Linked DNA regions of Homo sapiens: region 2 is linked to region 1. A link is an interaction called in ENCODE POLR2A ChIA-PET data of the cell type or tissue named here. Cell type or tissue: GM12878. All regions are shown on one strand. Each heading gives the region's core, and the rest is flanking DNA. Links, peaks and the distances in the headings are about the cores only.

Evidence for each region. Peaks named below come from ENCODE experiments on the same cell type or tissue, not always from the same donor. Only the 100,000 strongest peaks of a DNase experiment are listed, where the experiment ranks them.
Region 2: POLR2A ChIA-PET joins it to region 1 with 6 read pairs; 6 of 35 experiments call an interaction of 5 or more read pairs at or near these places.

Annotation. Positions count from the first base shown.
Region 1 is chr7:7,973,993-7,982,123 of GRCh38, forward strand. The region is part of intron 1 of GLCCI1 (glucocorticoid induced 1); the gene reads left to right. It also overlaps the pseudogene LOC100421597. Among named protein-coding and RNA genes, the nearest start is that of GLCCI1, 9.3 kb to the left of the region's middle. In GM12878, for the core only: no CTCF peak of the experiment used is centred there; no DNase peak of the experiment used is centred there; H3K4me3 peaks cover 1,626 bases; H3K27ac peaks cover 1,241 bases.
Region 2 is chr7:7,576,854-7,584,984 of GRCh38, forward strand. It overlaps MIOS (meiosis regulator for oocyte development), which reads left to right. Exons shown (of 13, transcript NM_019005.4): 6 at 6,265-6,519. Among named protein-coding and RNA genes, the nearest start is that of MIOS, 14 kb to the left of the region's middle. RefSeq lists a silencer at 1,152-1,352. In GM12878, for the core only: no CTCF peak of the experiment used is centred there; no DNase peak of the experiment used is centred there.

The DNA.
Region 1 (8,131 bases), core at 1,404-5,403:
CCTTTCCATTTTAAAATTAATTAATTTTCCTTGAGTGCTTATAGATACTTGTTTCAAAGCTTTCTTCTACATTAATGTTTTAGCTTTTTCTAAAGAGACAGGTTTCACATACTGACTTTTGGGAAAGGTTTTCATTCTCAGAAAACTATGCTAGAGAGCAGCAGTGTTCATTATTTACAGAACTATTTTTTTCCATCAGTTATCTCATGGTGCCTAAAATTTCTAGATCAATCAGTGAATAGCAAAATAGATAAATGAATTTATAGTTATTTAATCAAAATCTATTGTCTTATGTTCAAAGATTATATTCCTCTCAAATAACTGTTATTGTAAGCGTATTGAATATTGAATACCTAGCATGTGTAAATCATCTTAATCAGTTTTTAACTGTATGTAAAGTTCTGTGTGTATATATCGAACTGGAAATCATTTTATTAATTACAGTACTTTTTACAGAAGGACTGCCGTGTACGTTTCTGTAAGGACTTAATGCAAATTAGGATTTGTACTTTGGGGAAATGTTGAAGGATAATGGCGTCCTTGTGATTTTTGTTTTACTTGTGATAAGTCAGACTACATGTGAATAAGAAAATAAGGGAGTAACTGGGCTCCACAGCAGTGAGTGGAATGGAAATAAATGACAGTGTTCAACAAATGGCTAGTCGGAGAGGGTTTTCCTTAGTCTGAAATTTTAAAAAATTCTAAAAGTCTGTTTTATTAAAATGTTCACAGGTAGTTAATAATCTGCCAAAGAGTATAGTCTAATGACTTAGTTCTTCTTAATTTTAGTTTGGTCTTTTCTCCAGAACTTAACATTTCCAGACACCACTAAGATAGACTTTCTGGCAGCCCCTGTCCTAGTCTGTGTCTGGCACTGCTTTTTGTCTTCAGTATATAATTTATTCTTTTATTAAGTGTCTAAGAAGCTAAATCACTGACACTCTTTTTGTGCTACATACTGTTTAATTATTTTAACGAGAGGTTGAAAATATCTAACTTCTGGTTTCTGCCAAAAGTAAGTGGAGGAAAGGGAACACAAGTACTCATATATTGATATAGAAAGCCTAGGGAACTGATGGAAGGCAGATACTACCTGTATTTCCCTCTGCTCTTCATTTGGACCCTTGAAAGTGACCATAAGTTGACTCATCATTTGGCTATTCTGGAAGAATTTTTGTGCTTATTCTGAAAGACAAATTATAATGGATTAGCAGTAATTCTGAAAAATCTAAGGATTTTACTTACGAACAAATTGTGGAAAAGTATTTCATTGTAGCATGAACAAACATGGCAGATACCTTTAAGCAGTGTTGTTTATTCCAAGTGAATGTTACTAAGGCACATACCAAGTTCATGAATACCTCAGTGACTTCCCCTATACTATGCTGTGTCTCTAGTTTTAGGTAGGAAAGAAGAAAACATATATTTGTGTGCTAACTATATACCAAGCAATGTATACTTTGATTCAGCAAGGATTTAGGATGTGGATCTTCTCATTCCAGATCCAGTGTTCATTCCATAAGACTATGCTGTTGCTCCTAACTCAAAAAGACTCTAATGTTGATGATCAGCTGTGATTTCTAAGCTAAAAGAATGACAAAGGAATTGGTTTTCTTTTGTTTCCATGGCACTATTACGCTGTGCTGGGGTATGGTCTGACATTTTCAGAATGTCTAAAAATGTGAGACCTAGTTTGTTGAATGTAACTAAAATAAAATATAGATGGATTGGCCATTTTTCTCCATTTCTTTCTTGCATATAAGGAGAAAGAGACAGAGAGAATGTGTGTGTGAGAGAGAGAAATCCTTGTTTCTGAGATAGAGAGAGAAATTCTTGTTTCTGAAGATAGGAACATGATTGTATCTGGGCTTTCTTGTGTGTATTCAGAATCGGTACTGTCCTCGAATCACTTTGTAGTGAATATAAGTGCTTTTCTCCCCTTTTCTCTCTTCATAAATGTTAAAAGTTAATTACATATGGTGCTAAACTGATGGAAGCTTCAGGAATCACTAAACAGAGACTGGTCTCAAGTGATTGTCCCAGCAACTGGCACTAGGTTGATTCAGCCCTCCCAAAAGACAACAGGCTTCCAAGAATCTGCAATTTGTGGGTTGAACAGTGTACGTATATAACTTAATGAAGTCCACCATCGTATACCTTAATGATGGCTCACCAAAAAGAATGATGATTTAAAGAAGCTAGTGGGCTGGGCGCAGTGGCTCATGCCTGTAATCCCAGCACTTTGGGAGGCTGTGGTGGGCAGATTACTTGAGATCAGGAGTTTGAGACCAGCTTGGCCAACATGGTGAAACCCTGTCTCTACTAAAAATACAGAAATTAGCCGGGCATGGTGGTACACCTCTATAATCCCAGTTACTCGGGAGGCTGAGACACGAAAGTTGCTTGAACCTGGGAGGTGGAGGTTGCAGTGAGCTGAGATCATGCCATTGCACTCCAGCTTGGGCAACAAGAGTGAAACTCCATCTCAAAAAAAAAAAAAAAAAAAGGAAAGGAAAAAGGAAAGGAGAAAGGAAAAAGGAAATAAAAGAAAGGAAAGGAAAACTAGTAACCCACGGTTGTGTGGCAAGGTCAGTGTCCAAAATTGTCTACCAGGTTATTAGAATTGTTAAGAAATCCTGCTGGGCATGGTGGCTCACACCTGTAATCCCAGCACTTTGGGAAGCTGAGGCAGGCAGATGGCTTGAGTTCAGGATTTCAAGACCAACCTGAGCAACATGACAAGACCTTGCCTCTGCGCAAAATATAAAAATTAGCCTGGGCATGGTGGGACACTCCTGTAGTCCAGCTACTCAGGATCCTCCTGAGTGATCCTCAAGGAGGATCACTTGAGCCCAGGCGGCAGAGGTTACAGTGAGCTGAAATCACCCTACTGCACTCCAGCCTGGGTGCTAGAGTGGGGTGTTGTCTCAAAAAAAAAAAAAAAGTTAAGAAATCCACCAACCATCTAGATGTGTTTCGTAATGAAAAGGTGAAAACTGCTACAACTTCCTGTCTAGTGTTACTGAAGATCAAATACTTATTAACTACTGACAGTAATAATTCCTTATTTATTCTCTGTAGCCATAAAGAAAACTTTTGTGAATAGTCCGTATAGCTAATTTTAACTTTTACATTACTAAAAAATTAGCTTTCTGATGAAACATTTTCTAACGTCATTACACACTTGATTGTTAAGCACAGTGAACAAGACATAAACGAACTCCTTGTGGCTTGATTAGCTTTATTAATAACTTATTGATAACATATACATAAAATTGATTACTATAGATGATATTGAGAATAAGACTGAATGAGTATTGACTGACTAGACTTGTGCTATAACTGATTCTATAAATTTGCTTTTGGGATTATTTCCTGTTTTTCTGATGAAGGTGGAGCAAAGCATGTTTGACTGAACTGGTCCTTGATAGTATAACCGGGCTGTTTTCTCTAGAACTAATTATCAAATGAAAGGCCAAAGCAATTATTTTCCAAATGGTTCCATAGACATGTCGTAGAGGCATAAATGTATCCTGGGAAATACTAGATTTGGAGTCAAGAAACCTGAGTTCTCTTTTCAGTTTTGACATTTGTCTTATGACAAGCCACTAACTCTGCATCTTATCTTCTGTGTCTTTAAAATGAAGGGGATAGACTTTTTAAGATTTTGGTTGGGTAGGGAAAAGATTGAGCTATTTAAAGGAAAAGAAAGTTTATTAGACTAGATGATTCTTAAAATTTTTATTTATTGAGCCTTTATGCCAACTAATAATCTTTGGTAGAATCCAATATAAGGTACTTTTATTAACCTCTTTTCACAGATGAGGAAATGAGGTCCTGGGAAGTTAAGTAATTTGCCCAAGGTCAGGCAGCATGCACAGGGCTCTTGTAATGCTCTAAGTCCTGACTTCAAGATAGCTGAAAGTTGTTGTTGGAACCCAGTTAGTTATGGGGCAGGAAAGTATGCACAATGTATTATCCCACTGCTTATACAGTTAAGTCATAGAAAGGCTAAATATAGCTTTGGGGCGGTGAGGGAAGAAGAGAAAGCTAAATGGGACTAGACGCTAGGGTGCATGGAACTTAAAATAGCTGTAAGTATCCCCAGTAATTATGCCATCATTGGGCCTTCCCTTTGGTCCCTAAAGGACCTATCACTTTGTTTAGACAGAATTTAGCATTTTATTTTTAAAAACTTCCTTTCACATGAAATTTCAAAATCTGGGTAGAATAAGGTCTCTTTTTTGTGTATTCATATTTGGCAATGTAAACTTTAAAAAATCTGCCCATTTGTAATGTATTATAAGGCTACCTTCAGCCCCATAATTATGATTCTCTACATTTATCATCCTTTGATATTTTAGCAACATTTAACATAGTATCTTTTTATACAACACTGTCATGGCAAAGCAATGCACACTACCTTAAAAAAATTATTTATATGTACTTGGCTCTTTCACTTCTTTTAGGTTTGTTGATGTAATATAGAAAATAAATTTTAATCTCTATTTTAATAATTTCTTCTGGGGTGTTTTGGCATTTTTTCAATGTCATTTGTGCTTACTATAAGTTCTGCATAGTAGTTAATGTGGAAACGATTTTCTTTTATAAGTAACATTAGAAATTGTGTTTATTGTTAGGAGAGCAAAAGTATTATATAGAGTCTTTGTGATGGATAAAGTTTCTCATAACATTTCTTCTGTAATTATATTTACTTTTCTAGTTAAATATATCAGTTGTACATTGAATTAGTGAAGTGTAATGCTGGTATCTTAGAAGATAATAAAAACAGTAGGACTCAGTGGCTCAGGGTTACATCAAGTCTAGCCATATGGAAACTTTACTATTCCTCATACAAACTTGTGAAGTGATCTTTCTATGAAGGTACAAAAATATCATAGTAAAATATAGATTGGTTTATATTAGCTAATTATAAACAAAATGTATTTATAATATCTTTCGAAGTTTTGTAAGTGTCATTTTATTTCTTCTAAAGTATTCTTGGAGTTACTCTGACACATTGACCTTAAAAGAATCAATCAACAGTCCTCTTCCTGCTTTATGTCAGATCATTTAAGTGTCTAGGACTTAACTAAACTGGTGTTGGCAAACATTGCTAAATGCAGTTTCATTAGTATTGCAAAAGTGAGGATTTAGACTGTGCTCAGAGATTAGATTTTTGAAAAAAGCTACAGTATTCTGCAATATTTCGATCATAGAGCTTAAAAAGTGTATTTCAAAGGTCTATTAATACTTTACATGCCAGAGTGACCTCTTAGTTTGTAAAAAAAACGCATTCAGGGAATTGCATTTGCTCACTTTTTATCTTTTTAGGTAACAAATAGTGGGTCAAATTCTTAGCAGATTTTAAATGAGTTATCCTTGTTCAGAAATATGCTATTGTCACTGAGTTTTAGATTTTATATATGAATTGTTTATTTCTAAGTTAGCTTGAGCTTTTTCTGGTGTTCTGTTTTGAAGTTGCCACTCTGTTTATGTGTATTTTTCTTTCATTAGATGAAGCTTGAAATATTAATTGGTTCATCCTATGGTTTCTATAACATACTTACATCTAACGTATCTTGCTGCCTTTACCTATTATAATATTATACTATAGTTTAGCCTAGGATGATGTCACTGGCCCTTTCTTTCTATGCATACATATACATTAGTGCAGAAGTCTGAACTGTATTGTTGAATGTGGCTTCTTGTGTAGTAATGTAGTAATATGTAGTAATAATACTGTGTAGTAATCTTGGGCAGTGATGCCTTGTGAGGCTGTTGAGATAAGGAGGAATTGGCTTTGTCTAAATATCTGCTATTGCTGAGCTAGAATGGGAAGTGACAAACTTTTCATGTGTTATGTCACCATTTACCTGAAACTTTGGTTGAATGCAGTGACCCATTTTTCTTTCTCTTCTTTTATTTTTTCTTTATCTTTCTGTCTTTCTGTCTTTCTTTCTGGCAGTGTCTCGCTGTGTCACCCAGGCTGAAGCACAGTGGCACAATCTTGGCTCACTGTAACCTCTGCCTCCTGCCTCAGCCTCCCAAATAGCTGGGACCATGGGAGTGTGCCAGCACACCTGGCTAATTTTTTGTATTTTTAGTAGAGATGGGGTTTCGAACTCCTGGCCTCAAGTGATCCACCTGCCTTGGCCTCCCAAAATGCTGGGATTATAGGTGTGAGCCACTGGACCTGGCCCTATTTTTCTTTCTTATAATCAGACTTTACCTATTTTCAGTTTCTATTGACTTTTAGTTTTTGCCTTAAAGAATATTAGTGACCTCACCAGGGCTTATAGCTGAGGAGAAGTGGGTGCCATGGCGGTTCTACTGGAGACTACTGTGGGCAATGTGGTTGTCAATTTGCACACTGAGCAGCAGCCTTGCAACTGTGAACTTTTTGAGAGCAGGTACCACAGTTTAATGGCATTTGTGATGGCAGTGCCAAGCATCTAGAAGGTACTCGCCTGCTTTAATTTCTTGAGATATTACAAAATAAAATATTACAGTTATTGCCTTATTCACAGTATACAAAGGTATTTTATCATACAAACTGTTGATCCTACAGGGACTGGTCATGGAGGAGAGTCTATTTTTGGCCTAGGATTGTATGGTGATCAAGCAAGCTTTTTTGAGACAGAAAACGTCCCAAGAATTAAGCACAAGAAGAAGGGCACAATGTCCATGGTGAATAATGACAGTGATCAACATGGATCTCAGTTTCTTATCACTACAGGAGAAAATCTAGATTACCTTGATGGTACCATACAGTATTTGGTGAGGTGACAGAAGGCATTGACATAATTAAGAAAATAAATGAGACCTTTGTTGACAAGGACTTTGTACCATATCAGGATATCAGGATAAATTATATAGTGATTTTAGATGGTCCATTTTGATGACATTCCTGATTTATTAATCCCTGATCAATCACCAGAACCTACAAGGGAACAATTAAAGAGTGGTAGAGTTGACACAAATGAAGAAATTGATCATTTCAAACGAAGGTCAGCCGAAGAAGTAGAAGAAATAAAGGCAGAAAAAGAAGCTAAAACTCAGGCTTTACTTTTAGAGATGGTGGGAGACCTACCTGATGCAGATATTAAACCTCCGGAAAAATCTGTGTATGCAAATTGAATCCAGTGACCACAGATGAGGATCTGGATATAATACTCTCTAGATTTGGGCCAATAAGAAGTTGTGAAGTTATCTGGGACTGGAAGACAGGAGAAATCCTCTGTTATTTCTTTCTTTCTTTCTTTCTCTTTTTTTCTTTCTTTCTTTCTTTCTCTCTCCCTCTTTCTCTCTTTCTTTCTGTCTCTCTTTCTTTCTTTCTTTTTTTGTTGAGATGGAGTCTCACTCTGTTGCTTAAGCTGGAGTGCAGTGGCACGATCTCGGCTCACTGCAGCCTCTGCCTCCTGGGTTCAAGTGATTCTCCTCCCTTAGCCTCCCAAGTAGCTGGGACTACAGGCGTGTGCCACCACACCTGGCTAATTTTTGTATTTTTAGTAAAGACAGGGTTTTGCCATATTGGCCAGGCTGGTCTCGAATTCCTGACCTCAGGTGATTCACTTGCCCTGGCCTCCCAAAGTGCTGGGATTACAGATGTATGCTTTTATTGAATTTGAAAAGGAAGAAGATTATGAGAAAGCCTTCTTCAAAATGGACAATATACTTATAGATGACAGAAGAAAACATGGATTTTAGCCAGTCTGTTACAAAGGTTAAATGGAAGGAAAAAGTGGGAAATACACCAAGAGTGATTTAAAGGAGTATACAAAGGAACAGGATAAACCATCTAATTTGGTTCTGAAAGATAAAGTAAGCCCAAATAGGAGGCAAAATATAATGTTGTACTAGATGAGCAGGCAGAAGACTCCAAGTCAAGTCACTCACACACAAGTAAAAATCACAAGAAGAAAACCCATCACTGCTCTGAAGTAAAAGAAGATGAAGACTACATACCAATCAAAAATATTAATCCAGATAAGTATGAGAAAGTTTGGAGTTTGGTCACTACGAAGAAGAAGAAAGCTGTTGGGAGAAATGAAAGAGTAAAAAGAGAGACCGAACTCAGAACTGAAGTCGTAGCTGATCGCAAGAGAGGAATGGCCATTATAGTAATAGT
Region 2 (8,131 bases), core at 2,258-6,257, 400 kb before region 1:
ATGATTAATTAGATAAAGGGGTGGAGAAGATGGAAAAGTCAAAGGTAGCACACATATATTTAGTTTGGGAAACTAGTTAATTTTAAGTATGTTAATTAGGAATAACACAGGAAGAGTATTTGGGTTTATTTTGGAGCAAGTTGAAATCAAGATGCTTAGGTAGAGACGTCCATTGGGCAATAGGATATCAGTTCAAAGCCCAGGGGAGGAATATAATGTATGTCAGAAATAAATGATATTTGATAGAGTAAATGGAATTGTTTGGAGTAAGAAAGAGATGGCTTAAAGGAGACTGAGGCAGATTGTCGAGAGATGTAGGAGAAAGATCTATATGACAAAAACCGCAATCACTTTTGTACCAACCTAGTATACATTCATGTGGAAGAGAGGTCAGTTGTCCGGTGCTCCATGCTTCAGATCCAGCCAAATAAGAACTAAAAAGGACTCACTGAATTTAGGACTAGGAGAAGGTCTTTCACTGGCGGTATGGATAGCAAATTGCAGTTATATTAGAAATTCAGAGTGGGTTGAGGAAATGAAGTAATCAATTATAAATACTTTTTTTGAAGGAATTTGACTATATAAAGGAGGACAAAAAGATACGCAGTAGGAGGAGACAAATCTGGAGCCGGGAGCTTTGTGTTGCTTTATTTCTGTTTTCAACATGGGATTAATTTAAGCATGTTTAAATGCTAATTGAAGGAAGCCCATAGAGGTTAAAGATGCAGAGAGAAGGGAGTGAAGCGAAGTTCCTAGAAATGGGAGGGAATGGGATCCAGAGCACAGGTTTCTTTAGCTTTAGATACAAGGGTGCACACCTCCACATTTGCCAGAGGAAAGGGGGAAAGGATGCTGTATGCAGGATGTTTGAGTTTCAATAACCAGAGGCTGAGGGATTTCCCATTTTATGGCTGCTGTTGAGAAGGAGCAGGGAGGTCGTAGGAAGAGGATATGGAGAAGAGGAGAGAGAGCTGTCTTGAGAAATATGGGAGGATTACTGGGTAACATTATTTTACCAGAAGGCAGAATAAAGGACAGTAGGGCAAGATAATTAAATATATTGGCAAGAGAGTGGTTCACTTGACCCTTGGGATCTTATTTGGATAGAGATGAAAATGAAGACAGGATAAGACTGATAAGTAAAAATAATAGTGGTGAAGACACTGCGAGGTTGTGAAAAATATAAGGAAGTGAGATTTTTGGAAGGCTATGTGGTTGTGGTTAGAAAGTAGGTCTTTTGGAGGAGGACAGTTTCAAGTGTGGCTGTGAAAGGAGTAGCTAAAGTCTTGGAGGTGTAGACCACTGGAGATAAGGAAGCAAAGGAACTGAGAGGCTAGTTTATTGAATGGGCTAAGTGCTTAGATCAACCAGGATGAGAAGAATGCATGCTCTGAGGGAATCTCTTCTACAGACCTGTATAGCAAGTTCACAGTGTTATTAGTAGGTATAATTCCTTCCTTTTAAGATGGCAGAAAGTTGTATAAAAAATATTGGCCTGCTTTAATCCATCATGAAAATAATATTTTTCATGCTTAAAGAGTAAACTCTACAGTTCCGGCTACTCAGGAGGTTGAGATAGGAGGATCGCTTGGGCCCGGGAGTTTGAAACCAGTCTGGGTTACATAGAGACCCTGTCTCTCTTTTTCTTTAAAACAAACAAACAAAAAGGTAAAATCTAATCTAGAGAACTGAGAATTTGTCTATGCAAAATGACTTCAAGGGGCAAAATAGCTAGGATTTCTTATAAACTGGATAATTGTATTGCTTAGTTACTACATAGATATTAAAATGAAACAAATTAGTAGCTACAAAGAGCATAGTATCTGATTGCTGATTTGAAAGAAATGTTTAAATCCTAATTTTTTTTTTTTTGGAGACAGAGTCTCTCTCTCTGTCACCCAGGCTGGAGTGCAGTGACACAATCTTGGCTCACTGCAACTTCCACCTCCTGGGTTCAAGTGATTTTCGTGCCTCAGCCTCCTGAGTAGCTGGGATTACAGGCGCATGCCATTACACCTGGCTAATTTTTGTATTTTTTGTAGAGACAGGGTTTTGCCACATTGGCCAGGCTGGTCTCAAACTCCTAACCTCAAGTGATCTGCCTGCCTCGGGCTCCCAAAGTGCTGGGATTACAGGCATGAGCCATCGTGCCTGGCCTAAACCCTGATTTTTAATGTTTAAATAAACTTGTTTTCCTCGCAGCCATCAGTAAAACGTTTTCTGTTATTTATGTATAGGACAGTCTCAAATTTAGGAGATAAAATTTTGTTACTTTAGTGGTACATAACATGCATAAATATATTTTACTTCGTTTTCAGAGATATATTAAAAATTTATATGTAAAACTCATAAGTTAAAACCCATGCTGACATCATATTGCTTATTTGATAATTCTGATAATCAACTGTAGCATAGTTATCAATAAAAAGATCTCTAAGCAGAAAAAATATGTGATACAATAACCATGTTCTTAACATGCAGGACATATTAATATTTCTACCTCCTAGCAGTGACCTCTTTGAATTCATTTTCAGTCATCTACTGCACAATGACGTTTCTGTTAACAATCGACTGCATATATAATGGTGGCCCCATAAGATTTAATACTGTATTTTAACTTTACCTTTTCTGTGTTTAGGTACTCAAATACTTACCATTGTGTTAGAGTTGCCTGCAGTATTCAGTACAGTAACTTGCTATAAAGCAGAGGTGTCCAATCTTGTCTTCCCTGGGCCACAATGGAAGAATTGTCTTGGGCCACACATAAAATACACTAAGAATAGCTGATGAGCTAAAAAATAAAAAAGTTCTTAAAAAATCCCCCCAAAATCTCATAATGTTTTAAGAAAGTTTACAAATTTGTGTTGGGCCGCATTCAGAGCTGTCCTGGGCTGTGGGTTAGACAAGCTTGCTTTATAGCCTAGGAGCAACAGGCCCATGTAGCCCAGGTGTGTAGTGGGCTATGCCATCTAGGTTTGTGTAAGTACACTGTGATGTTCATACAACAACGAAATTGCGTAATGACACATTTCTCAGAATGTATCCCTACTGTTAATCAACTCATGACTGGATTGTTCTCTATTCTGTTCCATGACATGATTTCTATAAAATAAAAACTCTTTGAGAAATTAGAATATTATTATTAAGCTGTAAGGAACCATTTGAAAAATAAATTGCTGATTTTTGCTCACCTGTTTTAAAATTGTATTATCACTAAATACCAGCTTTAAATCCAAAATTTATAGGAGAGATATGAAAATACACACCTTATAATACATCTCAGCCTCTACCTGAAATTAAATGACTGCATTCTGCCCTGACAATTTAAATTTGTTATTCAGAATGAATGTTTTAATTTTTTTAATAAGTGTTTTGTTAACTTTTATCATTAATCGTTAAAAGTTTTCACATTATAGTCCTTAAAAATCCACTTTCATAAGCTAAAAGTGATTTTGTCTTTGGGCTGACTCCCCTCATGGTTGCAAATAAAGTAGCATGCTCCTTCTTTTTAGTGGGTAGGAAGTGCTGTTAAAGTAAGAAAACTTTTTGGAAGTTTCCTCTTAACTCCTTGACCTGAATTGGCAATAGTTTCCAATAGTCAGGTTAAAAATACGTAACTTCAAGTGGAATTATTTAACTAATTTTTGTATTTCCAAAATTTTACAAATAACACATCTTGAAACTTTTTCATAAAGCAATCGGATATAATTTAAAATATGTACTAACATGCATAATATTTTAGACTTGCCACAGCCTAAAATCAGATAATCACACAAGGTTTTTAAAAGTATGAATTAGGTATAAAAGAGAGTTTAGACCTTTGACTATGTACTATTTTACCTTTTTTTTTTTTTTTTTAAAGAGACAGAATCTCACTCTGTCACCCAGGCTGGTGCGATCTCGGCTCACTGCAACCTCCGCCTCCCAGGTTTAAGCGATTCTCCTGCCTCAGCCTCCCGAGAAGCTGGGACTACAGGTGCACACCACCACACCCGGCTAATTTTTGTATTTTTAGTAGAGACCGGGTTTTGCCATGTTGGCTGGGCTGTTCTCGAACTCCCGACCTCAGGTGATCCGCCCACCTCGTCCTCCCAAAGTGCTGGGATTACAGGCATGAGCCACGGTGCCTGGCCTAAAATTTTTCTTAAAAATCATTTAGTCTGAATACTTGAAAAGAGTAAAAATAGGCCGGGCACGGTGGCTCATGCCTGTAATCCCAGCACTTTGGGAGGCTGAGGTGGGTGGATCACCTGAGGTCGGGACTTCGAGAACAGCCCGGCCAACATGGCGAAACCCGGTCTCTACTAAAAATACAAAAATTAGCCGGGTGTGGTGGTGTGCACCTGTTGAGGCAGGAGAATCGCTTGAACCTGGGAGGCGGAGGTTGCAGTGAGCTGAGATCGTGTGCCATTGCACTCCAGCCTGGGTGACAGAGCAAGACTCCATCTCAAAAAAAGAAAAGAAAAATTTTATATATGTAATTTAACTTGCAAATGACAAGTTTTTAATATTTTCTTATTTTTGCTTGTGTTTGTTTATGCCTTTAATTCCTTGACCAGAATGACTGTAGCTAAATTAACTTTGGTAGTGTATTTTCATTCATTTACTATCTCGTCATTTCCATGGGTCAGGAGTCTGGGCACACCTTAGCTGGGTCCTCTGTTGAGAGTCTCAAAAAGGCTAACCAGAAGGTATCAGCCAAATTGTATTTATTTCTAGAGGTTGGAGTGCTCTTCCAAGTTCATGGAGTTGTTGGCAGAATTCAGTTCCTTGCAACTGTGGGACTGAGGTAGCCATTTTCTTGAGGGCTAATGGCCAGAAATTGCTCTCAGCTCCTTAGAGGCTATTCACAGTTCCTTGCCACGTGGCCTTCTCACAGACCCTCTCAGAGCACAGCAGCTTTTACATCTTCAAGATCATCAGCAGGAGATCTGTCTCCTGCTGCTTCTCTCTTACCTCGAGACTGTCTTTCAAAGGACTTACTTAATTAGGTCAGGCCCACACAGGATAATCTTCCCTTGATTCGCTCGGTGAACTGAGTAAGGGCCTTAATTATATCTGCAAAATGCTTTCACCTCTGCTGTATTCTGTTATCTCGAGACAAGTTACAGATTCTACCTGTACGCAAGGGGAGGGGTTTACACAAGAGTGTGGTTGGCGGGGCGGGAGGGCGGGCCAGGACAGGAATGCAGCCGTTTTTAACAGTTCTGCCTACAACCAACAGGTTGAATGAGGAATTCTAGAAACTGTCTGCTGTTGATCTAGTTATTTACAAATGTATAATTGCAGTATTGTATGTAAATATATAAATATATAATTACTGTAAATTACAAAGGTAAATTACTACAAAAAATAAAAAGTTGGTAATGTTGGACATTCATGTTGCCTAATTCATAATTTAGTTTATTCTGAAAATCCTTTTTGTTAAAAAACATAATTATATAATGACAATTTTGGTGGTAAAACTTTCTAGAACATTTAAGAATTTGTTATTATAGTTCTTAAGTGTCATCTTTATTCGTTTTGACTTTATTTGGCACTAAGTATCATCCTAAGTGAAATTACCATGTCATTAGGATCAACTGCCTTGATTGCAGTATAAATAATGCTATGTGAAGGCAAGGGTTTGTTCTGAAAAAAGAATGAGAAATGAAGTTTTCTGATTTAGTAAGGGGAAAAATAGCCCTCAAGTTAGTCCCATTATATTTTAAAATTATTACTTACCTTAAACTTTCAAAGTACTTTGAAGTCTGTAATCTTGTTTTTTAATGTACAGAGAAAGAAGGAAGAAAGCAAGATCACTTCTACTGGATTTCAGACAGTAGGGATACCTTGTGAATAAAACAGACAAGACACCTGCCCTTTTGGAGCTTATGCGCTACTGGGAGAAGAGATAAGACTGAAAAATAAATTAATAAATGGGAGCACATATTAAGTGCTAAAGGAAATAGAGGAAACAATGGGTGGTGAGTTAGATAATAACAAGTATGTCTATTTTAGATTAGGTGGCCAGGCAGTAACTCAGTTTAGTCCATCTGAGCATTTGCTCTTATTTCAGTAGTTCTTTGCTAACTCAAGGAGCTACTGTACTTAAAAACATGCAAAATATGTTGTATTTGTGGCATAGTTCATATTTACACTATCATAAAATTATGGCCGAGAAGTTAAATATTCTAAATGTGTCAACATAGTTCTCTGTAAAACTGACTTACTTTCCAAATATATTTTGAAATAAAACAATATAAAAATGTTTTCTGTTTTTAGGAATGGTGGAAAGCAGCAGACATAATTGGAGTGGGTTGGATAAGCAAAGTGATATTCAAAATTTAAATGAAGAGAGAATCTTAGCTTTACAGCTTTGTGGGTGGATAAAGAAAGGAACGGATGTAGACGTGGGGCCATTTTTGAACTCCCTTGTACAAGAAGGGGAATGGGAAAGAGCTGCTGCTGTGGCATTGTTCAACTTGGATATTCGCCGAGCAATCCAAATCCTGAATGAAGGGGCATCTTCTGAAAAAGGTATTAGGTTATAAACTAAGATATTAGTTATAATCTAAGATGTTAGCAGTTCATGGAATCTTTTAAAGAAAAGAGGCTAATAATTTTCAAATATCTAATCACTTAAAATTTTAATTTAATTTTTGTTGGAGGAGAAAACACAGCAGTATATCTATAACAGTAAATACTTAGCTCATCTCTTATGCCTTGGTTTAGGGCTGTAAAAACAAAGATGTGTCTTAAATGTTAGTATAATATTATAAGGAGTGCTCAAGTGTGTCCATTTTCAATGTTTTCTCTTAAAGATAGTTCACATAACATTTTTTAAAATATATTTTCTTAAAGATTAGGGCTACTTTAGCCTACAAGTATTTTTACGATCCATATTTGAGTGTTTTAGTTTATACTTTCTTTGGGATGGTTATTGTTTGACCTTTAAGAAACTCTGAATGACACTTTTATTTAGGCTAATACAAATTGTTATAAAAAGCATACTTTGATCTTCAAATTGCTTCTTGAATCTGGTGATTAAAATACAGTTTTCATTTAGTATTTTTTAAAAAGAAAGAGATAAGGTTTTTTTACTCTGGCATTTTGCCAGAGGATCCTCGGAAAAACAAATCCTAATACAAAACCTCAGGGGTTTTTTTCTTATCAGGAATATTTCGCTTGGAAATAACTAAAATATATATAGCTATTGGTCTTTAGTACACCTAAAAAATAATTTTTGAATATTCAGAATACTGAATCCTTACTTGCTGGTCCATTTTGAAACCATTATAGTTTAGCTGTAGCATAGAGAAAAACATGAAATTCACTGTAATTTTTTTTGTAGTCTAAAAGTTAAAAAAGTCAATGTTTTGCTCAGATTGGCATCTTTTCCTTCACCTTTGCTCTAACAAAAGTCTCCCTCATTTAAGAGTGCAATAGAAAATAGGTGATGATGGAAAAAAGAATTGATATTTAAAGCCATTTCTAATTATAATTTTGCTATAACTTGAAAGGGTGATACTTTCCTATCTTGTGTACCTGGGAAATTTGGTGGTCGATTTAAACACCCATACTAACAATAGGGAAAATGTATCTTTCCAGTGATTTTAAGGACTGAAGAGAAGACTTCTCTGAGTCAAACATTCTTTTCCATTTAGAAGTAAATTGTTCTATACAAAATCCAAAGATACTTCTTTGCTATTTTTATTTTTATTTTAAAAGACCTTAAATCTAATGTATTAGGCAAAGGAAGCAAGCACAAAGTAACTTGGGAAAGTGTTTATAGAAATGAGGAATATAAAGCTGTTAAGAACATAAAGTGGGAAACACTGCTTTATTTGGAAAAGAAAGAAAAAGATTAGAATCAAGAAATAGATTAAGAAAACTTATATAATAAGTGTAGAAAATACTTAAAAGTCAAAGTTAAAGGAAAATTCAGTTTTTTCTTTTGAAGCTGAACTTCGGTTAGAAGACTAGGCAGCCATACTGCTGAAGGCAAAGTTAGCAGCTTATCAGCATGCATCTAAACTGCTAAGAACAAATGTTTAAAAGACTATTGGTAACAAATGCTTTCTTGCAAATGGGTCTAAATGCAGTTCTGTGGTAATTCTTGTAGTTCATTTTGTCCTGGAAAAATTGTAAG